Regions from separate parts of the Mus musculus genome. Here region 1 is linked to region 2. A link is a loop called in an ENCODE intact Hi-C map of the cell type or tissue named here. Cell type or tissue: left cerebral cortex. All regions are shown on one strand. Links, peaks and the distances in the headings refer to the core of each region. The heading gives the core; the rest is flanking DNA.

Region 1 (2,910 bases), core at 114-2,613, 260 kb after region 2:
CTCAGTACTCTTTCTTGCAGATCCACTCACTTGTATAAAATTCCACCTTCTAATCACATAGGTGTGATTTCTGTTTCTCTCCCTGGCTCCCTTTTTGTATTTTAGTTTCATATTGCGATGTCAGGAGAGCTTCAATTAAATGGTAACAGGATTAGAATGGAAGGAGATACTCAAATGTGGATAGGGAAGAGTCCTGACTGAGTCCATAGATAGAATAAAGTTGAGAAATTAGGTAGTCCTTATGGTGATGGTGGTAATGATGGTGGTGGCTTCTGTTGCAGGTAACAGGCTATGGGTAGGGAGGCTGGGTTGGAATAAGGACAAGGGTTTGGTGTAAGCACATTAAGAAAAGGTTGCATTCAGTTTCCATCTCTGCATGCATTGCCTTCTCGGGTGTGATACAAGCCTTTCTGGAGTTGCTGTTCTCTCTTGGGAAGGGATAAGAGAATGTTCAGAGGGAGGAAGGCAGAGAAGGAAGAGAAGGAAGAGAGAGGGAGGGAGGGAGGGAGGGAGGGAGGGAGGGAGGGAGGGAGGGAGGGAGGGAGGGAGGAAAAGAGAGAGATACAGAGAGTGGCACACATACAGAGAGAGAGAGAGAGAGACAAACAGACAGACAGACAGACAGACAGACAGACAGAGAGACAGAGAGACAGAGAACACCCAGAAGGAAAGGCCACACCACGTGGCAGTTTGAAGCGCTGGGATGCTTCTCTTCAGGGTCTTGGCCTGCAGGCTTGTCTCTAGCCTTTTCAGGAAGAGGAGAGGTGCTGAGTTCAAGAGGAGAGTGGCTGTTGCTCTCGCCTGTGCCACCACATCTGTGAGAGAACACTGGGAGGAGATATGATTGACTCCCACATGGCCTGCAGAAATCCAGACACTTTGGGGACCAGCTTTTAGGTCCAGACTAGTAGGAAAACCCAGCGGAAATAAGATGAGACTTGGGTGGAGCTAGGCTGAGGATGGCCAGCCAAGGGTGGCACCCAGGAGTCTACTTCCTTGGTGGACTGAGGGGGAGGAATGGTTCTGTCTTTGGGAACAACATCTAGATATATTAAGACTGGACCTCAGATGAAAAGCAAAAACATTTTGGCAACTCAGAGAGAGCATGCTGTGTGGCATTCGTGATGTAAAATGTACGTTGGGAAGGCAAGGATGAGATGATAAATGAAGACAAACAGGAAGCTCTTCCTTAACTCTCTTCCCAGATACTTTCCAGTCACGTTTCACAGGTCGAAGGTTCTGGGAAGAAACAGCCAGTTCTCGGCTTTGCCTTCTACAAACATCGTGTTTCCTGTTTTTTAGGGACTGGGCGTGAACACATGCAAACCAATTCACTTCAGTTCATAGACTCATGATTCTCACAGATCTCAAAGACTGCTGGTCAAACCGTGTGTGTGTGTGTGTGTGTGTGTGTGTGTGTGTGTGTGTGTGTGTGTGTGTTGTGTTGTGTATGCAAGGGACACACAGACATACATGAACTCCCTATGTCCTTGGAGTGTCACATTTTGCCTAATTTGTCTGCAGCTAATTGAATAACTGATTCATTTGAATTTTAAATGCATCAATATTCAGTAGCTTCCTATCCTCTCCTCCCCCCACCTCAGTGAATTTGATTTGGTTGGAGGAAACCATTTGTATTATACCCTGAGAAGTGTGAGAAGGTGAGACATGCATTTCCTTGCTCTGATATTTACATTAATATCACCTTTTATCTCGCTACTTGTAGAAAGTATGAAATTAAAATCAGCTGCTGACCTCAGGGAGCAAGCCGAGTTTTGTGATAATGATTGTACAGCCACGTTTACATCTCTTCTTTCCTTTTGAATAACCGAGGAAAGCTCTGGTGCCGTCATAAAATCACATTTATTTGCAGCGATGGGGATGAAGCTAATTCTTGCTTCATCACCCTGACCTGCAGTCACACAAACACAATGGGACCTGACGTGCTGGCAGCCTCTGCTCATTACAGCTTCCACCCCCTCCAGGCTCATGGCTGCAAGTCAAATGTGGTGGGCTGGCTCCAAGCAGACAGGAGAAGAAAGAAACAGTTGGCCTTGGAAAGAAAGAGGTTATTAAAATTTCCATGTGAAATTTCCACCATTGCTTGGCTTCAGATTTAGGTAGTTATAGTAAGATGCCTTGGTTTCAGTTGTGAAACGAGTGATTCCAAAGAAATGGAGAACGCAGTGACTGACAACCACAATCATTGCAATATCACTTTCTGTGTCTTTGTGTTCCGTATCCCATTATTAATAGCCTGGTTATGCAAAACAAAATAACAGAAAATTCTAGAAGCAAAGATTTTCACAGGAGGAAGTGTTTCAGTTTAGGGATTTTGTCTTCCCCTGATGATGCAAGGCTGCTCTTACTCAAAAGTGACTAATTAGCCTTTTAAAAGATCACTGTGGGCCACAAGGGCAAGTGTGATGCATTGTATATAAACATCACCGGGAACAAAGGCGATTACCCCTGATTCCTCTAAGCCTCAGCACACGCAAATGGAGGGATAATGGAACACTTTCAAGGGACTTTTGAGGAAGACAATGAGAAGTGGTGTAAAGAGCTGCAGATTCTGCAGTCTGTCTGGCACACAGATGATAGTACTGTTTGTTTTAAAAATGTTTTTGCATTATTTGCTTTGTGACTGTTAGTACTCAACAGTCTACGTATTACATCACTACATGTTGCCTTCATGGAGAAGTAGCCAAATAACAGTCCAGACTTCACAGATTCCCTAGATATGCTGAGGGGCTGGGTGTCACTGCAGCTCCCTCGACCCCTGGGTACCACATTCTGCATCTGCACAGCTTTAGCAGCACTGACAAAGCCCACATCCCATTTCCGTCAGTGTGTCTGCAGTCTTTAATTCTGGCAGTTTGAATGCAGTTTCATGCTTGAGAGTGCAACATG
Region 2 (2,910 bases), core at 179-2,678:
ATGAGAAGAAGCGCTTGCTATTTCGGTTGTAGTTCTCAACATCTCACTAGAGGGCAGTGTTGCTTCTAAAACCAGAGCTGGCCTCTCATCTAGAGGACACTCATTTCTGGGTTGCACGTATATTTAAAGAAAAGGTAAAGTCAAGTCTTTCCAGTCTTCCCTAGGAGATGGTAAATGTCAAATGTGAATTCTCCCAAGAGCCCCATCCAATTTTGACTGGTTGTAGCCCCAGGGGAGCCAGATAAAAAAAGTGAAGAGAGCTTGGAAGGAACTGGGTAGCAGATCTGATTTTAGTGTCTGTACTAACCAGTCAGTAGACAAGGTCCTTGGGCTTTCATTTCCTCTGTTAAATAAAAGAGCTGCCCTAGATGACTCCTAACACCCCAGCTCATCCTTAAAATGCTAGAATTTTAATAAATTTCTGGCCCTGAAGGGCTGAAAAATTTCTTGGTGCTATTGGCCACGTAAGGAAGAAGTAAAATCTTGAATTATGAAATAATTAGTAATTTAAATGCATTTAATGATCTAAGTGAGATTCAGTACGTCGTCCAACTCTCCAGGGACCTTAGAGCCATTGTCTACATTTGCTCATGGTGTGATTAATGCTACCGAATCCCTGCTCTCCTCTTGGTTACTAGCTTGGTGGAAGGAGCAAAATGTAATGATTTAGAATTATATGTAGAAAGGAGGCTGGACCCTCGTCGAGAACGGTTTAGGGTAGAGACTAAACCTGCCAATGACCTTGTCGCTATGTGGCTTCCATCATCTCTGTGTTTCATTCGGCGGCGTTCCCAGGGTTTTCGTTGCTCTGCTTCCTCTTACCCTACCTACCCCTTAAACCCAACTCCTTGTTGTATTGACTCAGATTACTGAGTGAATGTAGAATCCGCTCATAGAACCCGAGACAAACTGTGGAACTCCAGGGTCCTAGTGCGTGGACTTCACTTCTAAGGATTGGCAGGAGAGCCAGTGATTGACCCTTGGCTGTGCCAAGTGTCACTACTACACCCCTCCAAACACTCTAACCTTCTCGCTCAACATCTTCTTTATTCCAGATTTGCTGTTTTGCAGTGTTTCCTCCGTCATCTCACTGCCGCCCGCAAACCACCCCACCCGCGTCCCATTTCTTGAACCTTCAGGCCGCTTTCGTCTCCTTTCTAAACTTCCTAAAATGTACTCTGAGTGCCTGTGGGTGCGCACACTGGCGCGCGCATCCTCGCCTAGTACCGGGGCCAGCTGGGCTGGGCAGGCTCCGAGCAACAGAACACATTCCATTCTTCGCGCTCGGGCACACCCCTCCGCGGTGAGGATTGGTCGGCCCGAACCCCCTCGGTGAGCCTCGGCTCCTGAGAGGCCGGGGAGCCTGCCAATCCCCACGGGCTGTCAAAACAAGTCTTCCCTCCCTGTCACAGGCGAGCGGAGTGGAGGCCGCCCCGCCGCCGCACTTCCTGGGGCCGCCGTGCTGCGGTCGGCGGGCAGGTGGCTGGTGGCCGATCCGCAGTCGCCGCTCCGGCCGCGCACGTCCCGGCTCCGAGGCTCCTGGCTCCGGCGCCCACTGCCTTTTGTCTGCACAGAGCCGGCGCTCGCCTCGCGTCTCCAGTACCTCCCGCTGCTTTTCGCCTGCTTCTCCCTCCCGCTCACATCTTCTCCCCGCCCCCGCCGCCCGTCCGCGCCGGCCCGCTGACCTCCTGGACCACAGCCCGAGGACGCCTCTGCCGGAGCGATGTCTCCTTTCTACAAAGTTGTGGCTGCCACTGCAGCGGCCGTGGCGCGCTAAAACAAAGTCTAGCGGGGTTTCCTTCTGGTGCCTGAGCGCACCCGTGCCCGGGGCTGGACGCCGCTGGCGGTCGTGCTGTCTCGCCGGGAGCCTAAAACGTGCTTGGCTATGGCTGAGGGCGCGGCTAGCAGGGAGGCTCCGGCGCCTCTCGACGTTGCCGGGGGCGAAGACGACCCCCGAGCCGGCGCCGACGCTGCCTCAGGGGACGCCCCACCCCCGGCCTTGGGGGGCCGGATGAGGGACCGTCGCAGTGGGGTCGCGCTGCCGGGCGCTGCGGGGGTCCCCGCGGATAGCGAGGCCGGCCTCCTGGAGGCTGCACGAGCGACCCCCCGGCGTAGCAGCATCATCAAGGTAAGCGGAGCAGCAGCGGCCCAGAGCCTGGTATGGGTGCCGGGTGGGTAGGGGACATCCCCCCTCCAGCCCCTGGGCAGGATGTTCATTGCCCTAGGCGTCGCAGGCTGGGCATTGTTTTCTCCCACCTCCTTCATCGCCAAACCTTCCTGCCTAGTCCGGAGGTTCCCAGAATCAGCTGTTGGCCTTGAGAAGCAGAAGTGACTTCCTCTCTGACAGCGGAGGAAAAGTTCTCTGCGCTTCTGCGGTTTGATGGATGCTTTCCCTCATTTTCTCACTAACCGGTGGATGGGAGGAGGAAGGGTGAACTTGGGATAAATGCAGAGACCTGCGGGCTGGCTGTGCATTCTCCAGCGGAGAGCTAGCTTTCCCGAACAGCAAAGGCAAAGCACAGCTTACTTTTAATTGTGTGTGGGAAATCTCCCCCATACAGAAATGGTTCTGAAATCCTGAAACGCCTGAACTTTGCAGATAGGCAGGCAGAGTTTGCAGCGGACGCTGCAGCATAGAAAGGATGAAGGAAGAGCTTAGAGGTTTTGCGCTGCAGAAAACACACATCCGGGAAAACGTTCCCAGACTCCCCTAGCACCCCCAGAGGATTTGCCTTTATCCATCTGCCAAGGAATTGTAAACCTTTCTTCGCCCTATTTATTTATTTCTGTCTTCCACTTTGAACTTGTTTCCCATGTTCGAAAGTTCATCTTTTGGGTGCATGACTTTGGAGTAATCTTTTCAGGTAAGAGCCCTGGAATAGGGCTTCCTAGCATAGATCTATGTGAATA

Evidence for each region. Hi-C counts contacts between places; a loop is a spot of excess contacts. Peaks named below come from ENCODE experiments on the same cell type or tissue, not always from the same donor. Only the 100,000 strongest peaks of a DNase experiment are listed, where the experiment ranks them.
Region 1: it touches region 2 in a loop (5-fold over the local background); 3 of 42 quality-filtered maps call a loop at or near these places.

Annotation. Positions count from the first base shown.
Region 1 is chr1:55,664,053-55,666,962 of GRCm38, forward strand. The region is part of intron 1 of Plcl1 (phospholipase C-like 1); the gene reads left to right. Among named protein-coding and RNA genes, the nearest start is that of Gm39642, 150 kb to the left of the region's middle. In left cerebral cortex, for the core only: no CTCF peak of the experiment used is centred there; DNase peaks (open chromatin) are centred at 1,652 and 1,986; H3K27ac peaks cover 864 bases.
Region 2 is chr1:55,404,503-55,407,412 of GRCm38, forward strand. Plcl1 (phospholipase C-like 1) reads left to right here and starts at 1,444. Exons shown (of 6, transcript NM_001114663.1): 1 at 1,444-2,128. The coding sequence starts at 1,886. It also overlaps the pseudogene Gm8531. In left cerebral cortex, for the core only: a CTCF peak has its summit at 1,491; DNase peaks (open chromatin) are centred at 666, 1,322, 1,637 and 2,659; H3K4me3 peaks cover 2,012 bases; H3K27ac peaks cover 1,741 bases.